Regions from separate parts of the Homo sapiens genome. Here region 2 is linked to region 1. The links are chromatin contacts, found by Hi-C or POLR2A ChIA-PET in ENCODE. All regions are on one chromosome and are shown on one strand. The core of a region is the stretch at or near the end of the contact, and the rest is flanking DNA. Distances in the headings are between cores, read along the strand shown. Region 1 has its middle 28 kb from the start of SNRPE. Region 2 overlaps SOX13 (SRY-box transcription factor 13).

Region 1 (7,235 bases), core at 2,608-5,107:
ACTGTCTGAAATTTAATTGTTTCATATTTCTTATTCAATTTTTTTTTTTTTTGAGACGGAGCTTCACTCTTGTCACCTAGACTGGAGTGCAATGGTGCGATCTCGGCTCACCACAACCTCCGCCTCCCGGGTTCAAGTGATTCTCTTGCCTCAGCCTCCTGAGTAGCTGGGATTACAGGCATGCGCCACCTTGCCCAGCTAATTTTGTATTTTTAGTAGAGACGGGGTTTCTCCATGTTGGTCAGGCCGGTCTTGAACTCCTGACTTCAGGTGATCCACCCGCCTTAGCCTCCCAAAGTGCTGGGATTACAGGCACGAGCCACTGCACCCAGCCCCAGATTTTTACTTGTTTCTGTTAAATCTGATCCCTCTTACTCCATTTTGACTAGAAGCCTACTGTTTTATTTGTTGCAGCTATGATTACAAGCCTGTTGTGGAGGAAAGACATGAACTCCTCTATGAATTTAATGAAAGCTACTGACCACATTCCCCTCATAAATGAACATTCCTTGTTATTTTAAATGTAATTTCAGGTAGGTTCATTGGCTCCTGTATCTGGTATGAAGGGCTCATGGATCCGACACTTAGAATTCTTGTTTTTTCTTTTTCTTTTGAATTTTCTTGAGTTGGCTTTCTGTTAATTCTACCCTTCTGTTCCTTTCATTTTAGTATTTAATCACTTTGCTCATCAATTTTGTCCTTTTCTTGTTCCTCAACCATCATGTTTACCTTTTTGTCTTTTTAAGTTTTTTTTTTTTTTTTTGAGACAGGATCTCACTCTGTCCCCCACGCAGGAGTGCAGTGGTACAATCTTGGCTCACAGCAGCCTTGACCTTCCAGGCTGAAGTGATCCTCCCACCTCAGCTTCCCGAGTAGCTGGGAATACAGGCATGCACCACCACATCTGGCTAATTTTTGTATTTTTTGTAGAGACAGGCTTTTGCCATATTGCCCAGGCTGGTCTTGAACTCCTGGGCTCCATCCACCCACCTCAGCCTTCCAAAGTGCTGGGATTATAGGCATGTGGCACCATGTCTAGCCTCATGTTTACTTTTTTTTTCTTTTTTTCCAGACGGAGTTTCGCTCTTGTTGCCCAGGCTGGAGTGCAATGGCGTGATGTCGGCTCACCACAACCTCCACCTCCTGGGTTCAAGCGACTCTCCTGCCTCAGCCTCCCAAGTAGCTGGGATTACAGGCACGTGCCACCAAGCTGGGCTAATTTTGTATTTTTAGTAGAGATGGGGTTTCACTACTTCTTGTATTACACACTGAAGACAAAAAGCAGGGTCATGCAGTAATAACTGTGTAGTCAGCCCATACTTTAAATGGGACACTAGTTACTTTTAAGCAGTAAACCCTGACAATGCCCACCCTTTACCTATAACCAGTCGACCTGCATTGGCATTCCTTGTTCTCCTTTCTACAACCTAAACATTGAAAACTCTAGTCTCAGTAACTCAGATCTTCCTTTAGACAGTGAGTTGTCTGTGTTTGCAATGTTTTATTTATTTATTGTTTTTTTGAGACAGGGTTTCACTTTGTCACCCAGGGTGAAGTGCAGTGATGCAATCACAACTCACTGCGTCCTCAACCTCCCAGGTTCAAGCAATCCTCCTGCCTCAGTCTCCCTAGTAGCTGGGACTACAGGCGGTGCCACCATGCCTGGCTAATTTTTGTATTTTTTGTAGAGACAAAGTTTTGCCATGTTGCCCAGGCTGGTCTCAAACTCCTGAGCTTTAGTGATCTTCCCACTTTGGCTTCCCAAAGTGCCAGGATTACAGGCACGAGAGCTACTGTGCCCAGTCACAACATTTTGAAGCTGTGAAAACAGTGGTTTTCTTCACTCATGTCACCTACAATGTAGGCCAGTGTCGTCCAACAGAAATACAAGCCACATATGTAATTCTAAATTCCCTAATATCCACATTGGCCAGGCTCGGTGGCTTACTCCTATAATCCCAGCACTTTGGAAGGCCGAGGTGAGCAGCAGATCACTTGAAATCAGCAGTTTGAGACAAGACTAGACAACAAAGTGAGACTCCACTTCTACAAAAAAATACAAAAATTAGCCAGGTATGGTGGCATGCACCTGTAGTCCCAGCTACTCAGGAGGCTGAGGTGGGAGGATGGCTTGAGCCTGGGAGGCAGAAGTTCCAGTGAGCTGAAATCAAGCCACTGCACTCCAGCCTGGTTGACAGAGCCAGACCCTGTCTCAAAAAAGAAGCAATATCAAAAAAAAGTAATTGGTGGAATTAATTTTGTTTTACGTAATCCATTATATCTAAAATATAACTATTTCAATGTTACAAACATAAAAATTATTATTGGCTGGGTGCGGTGGCTCATGCCTGTAATCCCAGCACTTTGGGAGGCTGAGGCAGGTAGATCACTTGAGGTCGGGAGTTCGAGACCAGCCTGACCAACGTGGAGAAACCCCGTCTCTACTAAAAATACAAAATTAGCTGGGTGTGGTGGCGCATGCCTGTAATCCCAGCTACTGGGGAGGCTGAGGCAGGACAATCGCTTGAACCCGAGAGGCGGAGGTTGCAGTAAGCCGAGATCATGCCACTGCACTCCAGCCTGGGTGATAGAGCCAGACTCCATCTCAGGAAAAAAAAAAAAAAAAAAAAAAAATATATATATATATATATATATATAATATAACATATAAATATATAATAGAAATACATATAATATATAAATATATATTATGTAATATAATACTAATATAATATAATATAATATAACATATATAAATAGATATATTTGTTGACATGGAGTTTTGTTCTTGTTGCCCAGGCTGGAGTGCAATGGTGTGATCTCAGCTCATTCTGAGCAGCAATTCTGCTGCCTCAGCCTCCCGAGTAGCTGGGATTACAGGCATAAACCACAACGCCTGGCTAATTTCGTATTTTTAGTAGAGACGGGGTTTTACCACGTTGGCCAGGCTGATGTGGAACTCCTGACTTCAGGTGATCCACCCCCCTCGGCCTCCCAAAGTGCTGGGTTACAGCCGTGAGTCACCGTGCCTGGCCAAATGTCTAGTTTAAAAAGTAGACTGTCGTACACAAGTTGTTCCAAACATACTTAAAGGTTTTCTAAACCAAAAAGTACGTTCCTTAGCCTTAGCACATTTTAAGTGCTCAATAGCCACTTATGGTTAGTGACAACTATATTAAACAGCATAGGCATAGGTCCTTTATGAAGAGTTACAGAATACCTCATTTCCGTGGTGATTTTGCTTTATTCCTACACAACACACTAGCACACACACATACATATATATTAAAACATTGCCTAAATCTTTGTAAGCAGATTTCACAACAGGAAGAAGTATGTCAAAATTTCAACTCAGGAATGGACTCAACATACTGATTTTAAAAAACAGTTAAGAGGTATTTAAACCTCAAATACTAATCTCTGAAAAAAGCATAGTTGAAATTCATAGCCAAATTTTTGACATTTCCCTCTCAATAACCTGTCTCCAACAAGTCTATAATCAATTCAATCTATTTATTTTTCTCTAGGCAAAGTCATAAGACCTTTTCCCCCAGGGTATATACATTCCCAATGTCCTTCTTTTTCTAAATCTTATTTATAATACGTAATAACTATAAAAATGCTGTTATAAAATATAGATACCTGCTCATAGAAATACACTTCATGAGGTATAAAAGATGCACAAAGATGTTTACTGTGGCATAATTTGTAATAATGAAAAAGCTGAGCTTCACAAAGAAATGTATTATAAATTATGATTTGTCAACTCAATGGAATACCATGAACAAAGCTTAGAGGGCAACAGGAAATGACTATTGTAGAAAGCATGATTATGGGTGATACATTGTAAAAAACCCTGATTCCTGTCTTAACAATGGAATGGGGAAAAAAAGAAACACCCTAGAGTTAAAACAAGGTAGAAAGATTGGAGTAGAAAGTACTTTTTCTTTTCTTTAGGTGTCTCAAGGAAATTAACAATAAGAGAAGAAAATGAAATGCCCTCACTGACCTTCCCTCCAGCCTTTCCTGCTGCTAATTCCCTGAAACTGAACTCCAGCCAAGACTTCAGAAGGATCCTATACATAAATGGAATCAGGCTTCAGGTTTCCTCAAGAGTGGGTGGGAAAGTTATGTGTGGAAAGGTCTCAACTAGAAGCCAAGAAAAGATCCACTTAGCAAAAAACCATACACCTTTTCAAAAAGAATGACCCAAAAAATTATTTCTAGTCCAAAATTTTGATAAAATTTTTAAAATTCATAAGAGAAAATATGGGACTTCCCAACCCAATATTCAGGCACATGATGTGAATCTCAATAACTGCCTAAAGCAAAGATAGTAACAATGTATTATGGGACTGAGAACTAAAAGTATGACGAAAAGAGTACAAAGAGGGCTGGGCACAGTGGCTCATGCCTGTAATCTCAATACTTTGGGAGGCTGAGGCAGGAGGATCACTTGAGCCCAGGAGATTGAGACCAACCTGGAAAACACAGACCCTATCTCTACACACGCAAAAAAAAAAAAAAACCCAAAAAACAAAACAATTAGCTAGGCATGGTGGTGCATCCCTGTAGTCCTAGCTATAGGGGAGGCCAAGGCAGGAGGATCACTTGAGTCAGGAGTTCAAGGCTGCACTGAGCTATGATTGTGCCATTGCACTCCAGCCTAGGAGACAGAGCAAGATCCTGTCTCTTAAACAAACAACAACAACAACAACAAAAACGCACAATGAAGGGAGGAATTGGAGGTATAAGAGTCTCATAGCATACATGGAGTGTTAAAATACTACTGAAAGCAGACTGGGCACGGTGGCTCATGCCTGTAATCCCAACACTTTGGGAGGCCAAGGTGGGTGTATCATCTGGGGTCAGCAGTTCAAGACCAGCCTAGCCAACATGGTGAAACCCCATCTCTACCAAAAATACAAAAATTAGCTGGGCATGGTGGTGGACACCTGTAATCCCAGCTACTCCAGAGGCTGAGGCAGGAGAATCGTTTGAACCCAGGAGGCAGAAGTTGCAGTGAGTTGGATCGTGCCACTGCACTCCAGCCTGGGCGACAAAAGCAAAACTCCATCTCAAAAACAAAAACAAAAACAAAACAAAACAAAAAAAGCTACTGAAAGTAAACTGTAGTAAGAAAGATGTATACTGTAATCCCTAGGTAATCAAGTAAAAGTCTTTTAAAAAATGGAGTATAGCTAATAAGTTTAACAGTAGATATAAAATGAAATCATAAAAATCATCCAAAGGAAAACAAAAATTTTGAGGAAAAAAAGAGATGGGGATGGGACAAACAAAAAACAAGTAAGGTGATGTAAAGAACCATTAAGTATCCTTAGTTTTACCCTACTTGCAGGCTAAGCAAGCCCCCCTCCCCGCATGGTTTCATGGGTGCTAGTAGAAAACATGTGAAATGTGAGTCAGAGGACAGTTTACTACTCTTATCAAGGACAATATCCAATATATCAGCATTTTCTTACAAGTTCCCCAAATCCTAATTCTCAAAGGCAATGCAAGGATGGCCAAATGATACTCACGTGCAATGGGTTGTGTTATGAGCAGAAAAACCTTGAATTTGAGGAACCAAATTTTTTATGCGATGTCTGCTCCATGCTCTGGTGGTACACGCCTGTAATCCCACCTACTTGGGAGGCTGAGGCAGGAGAATCACTTGAACCTGGGAAGGGGAGGTTGCAGTGAGCTGAGATCACTCCACTGCCCTTCAGCCTAGGCAACACAGCGAAATTCCATCTCAAAAAAATAATAAAAATTTTTTTAAAAAATAAGGCATGTTTTCAATCAGTAACCAAAGCTTCTGCCTTAAGAAACTAGAAAAAGATCAGATTAAACCCAAATAAAGAGATACATAGAAATAATAAAGAACAGAATAGATGAAGAATGAAAGTAAAGATACCTCTACAGATCCTACAGGCATTAAAAGGATAAGGGAATATTGTGAACTACTTTGTGCCAATAAATTTAATAGCTTAGATGAAATGGACAAATCCCTTAAAAAACACAACTCCAGCTCCCCTGGGCTATTCTGGGCACACTGCCTATGGGGTACCTCTGCTCTGCAAGGAGCAATAGAATAAAAACACAACTCTCAAAGTTCACTCAAATGGAAGTAGATAACCTGGATAGTCCTAGATCTATTAAAGTAATTGAATTCATATTTAAAGCCATAAAAACAAACCATGGAGATTGGTAAACTTAGGGGGAGGGAGTTGGAGTATCTGTTTGGAATACAGAGTATTCTTATAGGGTAGTCCTGCGAGATAAGGGTGAAGGGCAGGTTGAAGGCAGATTATAGAAAACATTGAAAGTCATGCTAAGGATTTTAATTTCTATTGCACAGGCAAATGTCGTTTTCACTGTGTGCTCCCAGCACTTTAGGAGGCCGAGGTGGGCGGATCACCTGAGGTCAGGAGTTCGAGATCAACCTGGCCAACATGGCGAAACCCTGTCTGTACTAAAAATACAAAAAATTAGCTGGGCTTGGTGGCAGGCGCCTGTAATCCCAGCTACTTGGGCGACTGAGGCAGAAGAATCGCTTGAACCCGGGAGGCAGAGTTTGCAGTAAGCCAAGATCTCGCCATTGTACTCCAGCCTGGGCAACAAGAGCAAAACTCTTGTCTCAGGAAAAAAAAAAGAGAAATGTACTGCATAATCTTTTATATGTAGACTCTCTAAAAAAGTCAAATACAGATGCTCCTTGACTTATGAAGGGGTCATGTCCTAATAAAGCCATTCTAAATTGAAAATACCATAAATTGAAAATAAGGGCTGGGCACAGTGACTCACTGCTGTAATCCCAGCTACTTGGGAGGTTGAGGCAGGAGAATCGCTTGAGCCCTGGAGGTGGAGGTTGCAGTGAGCCAAGATCGCACCACTGCACTCCAGCCTACATGAAAGAGCAAGACTCCATCTCAAAAAGAAAAAAGAAAATAAGGCCAGGTGTAGTGGCTCATGCGTGTAATCCCAGCACTTTGGGAGGCGAGACAGGTGGATCACTTGAGGTCAGGAGTTTGAGACCAGCGTGGCCAACATGGTGAAACCCTGTCTCTACTAAAACAAAAAATACAAAAATTAACTGGGCATGGTGGCAGGTACCTATAATCCCAACTACTCAAGAGGATGAGGCATGAGAATCGCTTGAACCTGGTAGGCAGAGGTTGCAGTGAGCCACAATGGCACCACTGCACTCCAGCCTGGGTGACAGAGTGAGACTC
Region 2 (6,536 bases), core at 2,891-5,390, 240 kb before region 1:
GCCGGGCGTGGTGGCGGGCGCCTGTAGTCCCAGCTACTCAGGAGGCTGAGGCAGGAGAATGGCGTGAACCCGGGAGGCGGAGCTTGCAGTGAGCCGAGATCCCGCCACTGCACTCCAGCCTGGGCGACAGAGCGAGACTCCGTCTCAAAAAAAAAAAAAAATAAAATAAAATAAAATGAAATGATAAAAAAATAAAATTTAATTAAAAAAAAAAGCAAAGCATGGTGAGATGTCGCTTCACACCCATTAGGATGGCTGCTGTTAAAAAACAGAAAATAATAATTGTTGGTAAGGATATGCAGGAATTGGAACCTTTCTGCACCATTGGTAGGAATGTAAAATGGTGAGCTACTATGGAAAACAGTAGGGTGGTTCCTCAAAAAATAAAAATGTAACTACCGTATGATCCAACAATCTCATTTCTCGGTGGGTAGCCAAAATAATTGAAAGCAAACTCTCAAAGAAATATTTATATACCTATGTTCATGGCAACATTATTCTTGGCATAGTAGCCAAGAGATGGAAGCAACCCAGCTGTCTGTCAACAGATGAATGAATGAATAAAATATAGTCTATACATGCAATAGAATATTGGCCTTAAAAACGAAGGAAATGTCACTTGCTACAACGTGGATGAATCTTGAGGACATTACGCTAAATAAGCCAGTCACAAAAAGACAAATATGGTTCTTTAAGAGATAACTAAAGTAGTCAAATCCATAGAAACCAAGTAGAATTGTTGCCAGGGGGTGGGGAGAGGGAGCAATGGGGAGTATTGCTTAATAGGTCTAGTTTCGGTTGTCCAAAAGGAAAAAGTTGTAGATATTCATTTGCACAGCAATGTGAATATACTTAACAATATAGAACGGTAAAAACAAAACTCCAAACAAGCATGTTTGTGGAAGGGTTTCTCTAGTCTGATCTAAGAAGAAAAAAAATGTAGTTGAAGTTAAAAAAAAAATAGGCTGGGCACGGTGGCTCATGCCTGTAATCCCAGTACTTTGGGAGGCCATGGCAGGCGGATTGCTTGAGCTCAGGAGTTCAAGATTAGCCTGGGCAACATGGTGAAACCCTGTCTCTACAAAAAATACAAATATTAGCCAGGTGTGGTGGCGTGCACCTATAATCCCAGCTATTCTGGAGGCTGAGTGGGAGGATCATCAGAGCCCGGGAGGCAGAGGTTGCAGTGAGCCAAGATCATGCCATTGCACTCCAGCCTGGGTGACAGATCCAGACCCTGTCTCAAAATAAATAAATATTAAAAATTTTAAAAAGAAGCAAAAGAAATAATAATACTAATCAGTCTGGGTTGGGGTTGATCTGCTCAGACTTAGATAGGCCTAGAGCCACTGAAAAACTTTTCTCATGATGTCAGCACCCCCAGCAGGGCCCACCTGGCTTTCTTCCTCACACCCAGCTTCCTTCTGTCTTCCCCACAGGTACGCAGTGATCCGATTCAACCAGTACTTCAAGGTGAAGCCTCAAGCGTCAGCCTTGGAGATGCCAAAGTGACCAGCCACCCCATCCCTCCCCTACCCATCTGTCTGGCCAGACCTGTTCTCCAGAGCTCAATTCTGCACTCTGGGATCCACACCCTTGGACAGGGTGGGAGAGGGGACACATGGGTGTCCAGGGAGAAGGCTCTGTCCCTGCCGCCAGACCCCAGTGGTTGCCACTGAAGACCTCATTCTCCTGTCTGGAGGGGCTGATAGGACCCCCTTCCGGGGGTCCCCTTCACCCCACCAGGCTTGGGAGGAAGTGCCTGCAGCCAGGTCCTGAACCATAACCACCCCTGGGAAACACATCATTCCCAGCCTCAGGCCCTGCTGGAATTGGGGCTGCCTTATATGTGTGTTTACCCCTTCCTGGCCTGGGGAAGGAGGCGGGGAGGGCTCCTTTCTACCTCCAGTGCCCTGAGCCTCCAGTCCGTCTCCCCCTGCATGCCCCATGTGGGAGGTGCTGAGCTCCAAACCAGCATCACACCAACTCTGACACATGGATGTACCTATCTTGGTGATGGGTGGGGGCCAAGAATTGAGCATGACATCTTCCCCAGCAGCCACCTCCTCTGAGATCCCTCACCTTCTCCAAACCAGATCCAATCAAACCTCAGCCCGAGGAAACATGCTCCCCAACGTGCTCTCCTGTGCTTCTGTTTTGTCCCCCTGCTGGGGGGACAGGAGAGGGAGTGGTGAGGCCCTGGGCCTCCAGAGCCTGGCTCTGCTTTGTGCTGTGGCTTAGCCGGAGGGGACGTGGCCAAGGGTGAGGTGGCCAAAACCAGAACCAGCAGTCTCCTGCCTTGTTCCCTCCCTGGCCCTCAGGCCCTCCTTCCAGGGATGTCTCTCCAGCTCTACTTTATGTCCTGAAGCTGACCCGAGGTCTTCCTATCTGGAATGACTAGAGGGAGCCAAGAGGATGGGGTGGGGGCCAGGGCCCCCCAGGGCCTATCGTGGGAGAGCCTGGGCAGGATCCCATCAGAAAGGTGCTGACTAAACTGGTTGCCCGGACACTCAACAGCCTCCACCTCCCTTTCTACCCTCACAGCTCCTGGGGCCTTCCTGGCTCTGGCCCAGAAAGTGATTCATTTGTAAATTATCATGGTTTTCTTTCTGCATTAAAATGCTCATTTCCGGACTGCTGTGTCTTGAGTGACAATGGTGAGGAACTGACCCCTGCGTGGGGGCTGAGGGGTGCTGTAACCCCTCCTGATATCCCCCCTCCACCTGGGCTTCATGCTGAAGTCAAGGTAGCCGCCTGCACACATCCTCCTGTGCACCTAGCTCCGAAGGCTCTGGGCAGGGCCCCCTATTTCTCTCACTCAGCTTCTGTGCCTTTGACTCTCTTAGTAGAACCTACCAGTTAAACCCGGTAAAGCACTGCTTAGGGGGAACTAGGCTGTGGATTACAAGGACTTTGGTTGACCCAGGAGATGAACCAGTGACATTCTAAATAGAAGTGCTCAGGACACCTTCCTCGGTCATGTCTGGCTCCCAGCTGTCAGTGGGGTGGGGAAGGGGCTGCTCTGCCTGAGAACAGGCAGGAGTGATTTCTGGAACCAATCCGTCACTTTTTCAGAAGGCCAGAAGGAAGAGCAGAAACTCAAAGATGAGAAGGGGGCACCCCTCTTGGCAGCCCAGTCACTCCGGCTATACTTCCCAGGCTGTGCACTGGGCAGCAGCTGCTCCAGGACTGCCCCCCTGCCAGTAAGTGCCCAGTGCCCTTAGGGGCAGCAGAGGCAACAGCAGCAGCAGCCTGCCAGGTGGACTCTGGTTGTTTGGCTTTTGCCTGCAAAAAGCACCCTGGTGCCATGGCAACCACTGGAGCTGGCACCTGCAGCTGGAGCTTTCAAGGTCATGGTGATCCAGCATAGCCAGGCCCTCCATGGGCAGCAGCCTCGGGGGGTGACAGTGGGGGGACACGAGCGAAAGAGGTGCCCAGGCATAGGGATGGTGCCAGGGCTGGGCAGGTAGGGGCCCCCTGGGGTCACCTGTGGGGTCAGGTGGTCATCATAGACACTACCTGTCTGGACTAAATAGCAGTGTCCCCGCTCCTTCTTCCTCTCTGAGCCACCTCTGGAATTGAGGGCAGAATTAACACTGTGAAGCCAGCTTTGTTTCCAGCCTCCTGGGTCTTGATGCTGTTGCGCTGGAGATAAGTGTTGCAGTGGTGAGTAGGGAATGGCTGGGACAGAGCCCCCCCCCCCCCCCCGGGTATTGTCCTGTGCCCCTAAGGTCCTGACCACCATCTGTATGGGAAGGAATTAACAGCAGACATCATCCCACTGCCGCCTCTGAGAAAGCATTCTCCTTCCCCCAGTCCTCCAGGGGAGTGAGCCGGTGTGGTGGCAGGGAACACAACCCTGTTCCTCAAAGTCTGGGAGTTCCACCTTGGCTCCTTTCACTGCCACCCCAGGCTAACCAGCACTCCTGTCCTCCTGGCTGAGCACCAGGCCTGGGAGCCTCCCAGTGTGATCCGGGTTCCACCCCCTCGGGCCCCTTCCAGGACTCTTAGCAAAGAGCTCTAGTTAAAGGACTCCTGGGCACATTCACCTTCCCAACGGGCTCTGCCCCTCGGTCTCTGCCGGAGACGCACGGAGGGGACGAACTTGTAGCCCAGCTTTCCTGGTAATGACCACAGCACTCTGCTCCTGGCCTCTCCAACCACCTGGCCCCATCCTGCCTCTCATGAGACAGGGGTGGGGCTCCAGGACCCGCAACTGTGTCTCAGCAGAGGGAATAAGGCAGGCAAGACAAGAGGACTTGCGGGAGGGAAGAGGAACTCAGGACCGACAGGTGGGAATGAGCCAGGCTGGGAGAGTCTTGAGACTGGCAGGACATGGTTTGGACCCACCAGTGGAGTGGAGGAGGCCGGGGGCCGAGAGGGGCGGGCGGAGAGGGGAGGGCGGAGAGCGGAGGGCCGGAGGGCAGAGGGCTGAGGGGAGTGGGAGGTGCAATGGGCAGCTCTCCATCGTGACCACCAGGGGGCAGGCGCCGCCGCCAGCTCCTCCTCCCACCTCTGCCTGCATCTTTTCCAGACGTGGCGTGGGGAGGGCGAAGGAGAGGAGGCTCTGAGAACCCGGGCTGGGGAAAAAACAGCCAGCCAGCGTTCAGGACGCTCCCCATACCAAATGGCTGGGCCCTTAATTCTTGGGCAGTCTCCATTCCACACCCTCCCAACTTTGTGGCCCTAGAATCAACCACCACACCTACCCTCTCTCACCACTACCCTCTCCAATCTAGAAATCCCTCCACCAGTACTCAAGAGCTTGAGGACTTGAGTTGGGAAGTTCACTCTTTTTTGTGGAAAAGGTGTTCTTTATGTCAAGACAGTCTTGAACCTCATCCAGGAGCTCAAGTTCTGCCTCATGAACTTTGTGCAATACTACACTTTGCCCACCTGGCAGTTTTGGAGAAAGCAATCTTGTCCTTTCTGTCCAACTCTGTCTTCTTTTCTAGAGGAAACACGCCTGACCCTTCTGACTATTCCTCTAAGGACAATGTGCACCAGGATCCCTCCTGTGCTCCTCCATGTGGGGTGCCTGCTTCAGGGCCCCTCCATTGTGAGACTTCCCTAGTGAGGGGGCGAGGAAGGGCACGCTACCCCTGGGACTAGGTCTGTGTGGGGTACACTGGACCATCACCTCCCCTGTTGTGAACACAAGCCTCTATTAATGCAGCCCAAGTCCAACTCTTCCACAAGAACTACTGCCATTCGGTTTTGCTGTCCCCACTCTATACTGATGGGATTAATTTTTCACTACAAGATGTGTCTCTCTAGAGCCTGGTTAATATGCATTTTTGAGGTGTTTCAGTCTGTCATCCGGCCCTTGCAGGCCTATTACTTCTCCTAATGGGATAACTAGGTCTGAAGTGTTCACTCAAAGCATGTGTCATGGATAGAGAGCCCTGAAGCATTATCATTAGAGACCCTGCTTCATTAATTAGCATCGTAGGGGCCTCAGATGGGCTTCAGGGTAAACCTTTGTGGGCCCTTTTCTAAGAAAAGGATCCACAGCTTTCATTAGAGTCTCAAAGGGCTACTTCTCTGAATGGTAAGAACCAGGTATAAGGTTTAATCTTGTTGTCAGATGAGGACAATGAGGCCCCAAAGGAGAGACCTGGCTCCCACTCCCCAACCCCAGCCATGTGGCCAGTTCTAGAGAGACCCCGAGCTTCATGACTCCTATTACAGTGCTCTTACTACTGCCTTCTTTCTTAGGATCCGGGTGGCCTCACCTCGTCAAGGTAGGGGCATTCAGCGTGGGCTCTGTGGAGGGCATGTGTCACTCACAAGCTTGGCCTGGGATTCCCTTGCATTAAGCCAATTCCTCTGAGGCCCCAGGCCTGAAGCTCCTGCAGGCTGCCACCAGGGGACAGTGGTGCCCAGGCTGGTGGCATATTTGGGAATTCTGGACTTAGGCCAGCCTCCCTCCTCCCCTGCACAAGGGCCAGATTCTGAAATGATCTGTCTTTATTATGTCATCAGAAAACAAAAAAATCCCCCGAGTGTAAACAGGAGAAATGTGCTGGTTAAGTTACTCATCATTATCTTATTATTAACAAAATAAAGCACTATCTATGTTTACAGTCATAAAAAAAGAAACAGCCTGGAGAGAAGTGGGGGCTTTGAGGATGGAGAGAAGACGGGGGCAGACACAGACTCCACATCTGGCCCTGTGGGATTTGGGGTTCCCATACTGATCCAAGGGCTATTTAGATCTTCAGAGTTAGGTGACAATGGGATTTGATTTCCTTAGGGAACAAACTTTGTGAAACTGATCAGAGGCTGAGATCCAGTCCCTAGTATAGAGTGGGGGAGGGGAGGGCAGGCAGGTGAGGGGCAGGGCTGGGTGGGAGAGGCTGAAGCCCAGGAGTCTTCTCAACCTCTTCCAAGAATGGGGACCCCCCCGACCCTGTGCTCATGAGGGAGGAATAAAGACCAGCTGCCATGGACAGCCCCTCTCCAGGGCCTCTGACGCTGGCAGGAAGGGGAGCACCATCAATCCTCCTGTCCCAACTCCCTCGTGGGATCAGGTT

The links. Hi-C counts contacts between places; a loop is a spot of excess contacts on that map. ChIA-PET counts read pairs that join two places held with the same protein, here RNA polymerase II (POLR2A). Pooled maps may share reads with other maps.
Region 2: a map of endothelial cell of umbilical vein shows a loop between it and region 1 (10-fold over the local background). The contact joins two enhancer-like sites. A Hi-C loop is called at or near these places in 96 of 168 maps with a recorded cell type or tissue (A673, CD4-positive, alpha-beta memory T cell, Caco-2 and 57 more), 5 of 37 single-sample maps with no recorded cell type and 42 of 50 pooled maps. POLR2A ChIA-PET finds 5 or more read pairs at or near these places in 25 of 52 experiments (A549, AG04449, AG04450 and 19 more).

The regions. Positions count from the first base shown.
Region 1 is chr1:203,885,698-203,892,932 of GRCh38, reverse strand. No RefSeq gene overlaps it. Among named protein-coding and RNA genes, the nearest start is that of SNRPE, 28 kb to the right of the region's middle. RefSeq lists an enhancer at 3,449-4,648. Within about 2 kb of position 3,857, at least 9 of the 41 ENCODE cell types and tissues checked have a DNase peak (open chromatin) inside an H3K27ac peak, as active enhancers do; they include PC-9, where a contact is called at or near this core.
Region 2 is chr1:204,127,160-204,133,695 of GRCh38, reverse strand. SOX13 (SRY-box transcription factor 13) reads right to left here. Exons shown (of 14, transcript NM_005686.3): 14 at 5,953-6,536. ETNK2 (ethanolamine kinase 2) reads left to right here. Exons shown (of 8, transcript NM_018208.4): 8 at 1,440-2,634. The coding sequence ends at 1,512. Among named protein-coding and RNA genes, the nearest start is that of ERLNC1, 11 kb to the left of the region's middle. RefSeq lists enhancers at 1,722-2,257, 2,258-2,794, 2,811-3,313, 3,314-3,817. Within about 2 kb of position 4,140, at least 15 of the 41 ENCODE cell types and tissues checked have a DNase peak (open chromatin) inside an H3K27ac peak, as active enhancers do; they include PC-9, where a contact is called at or near this core.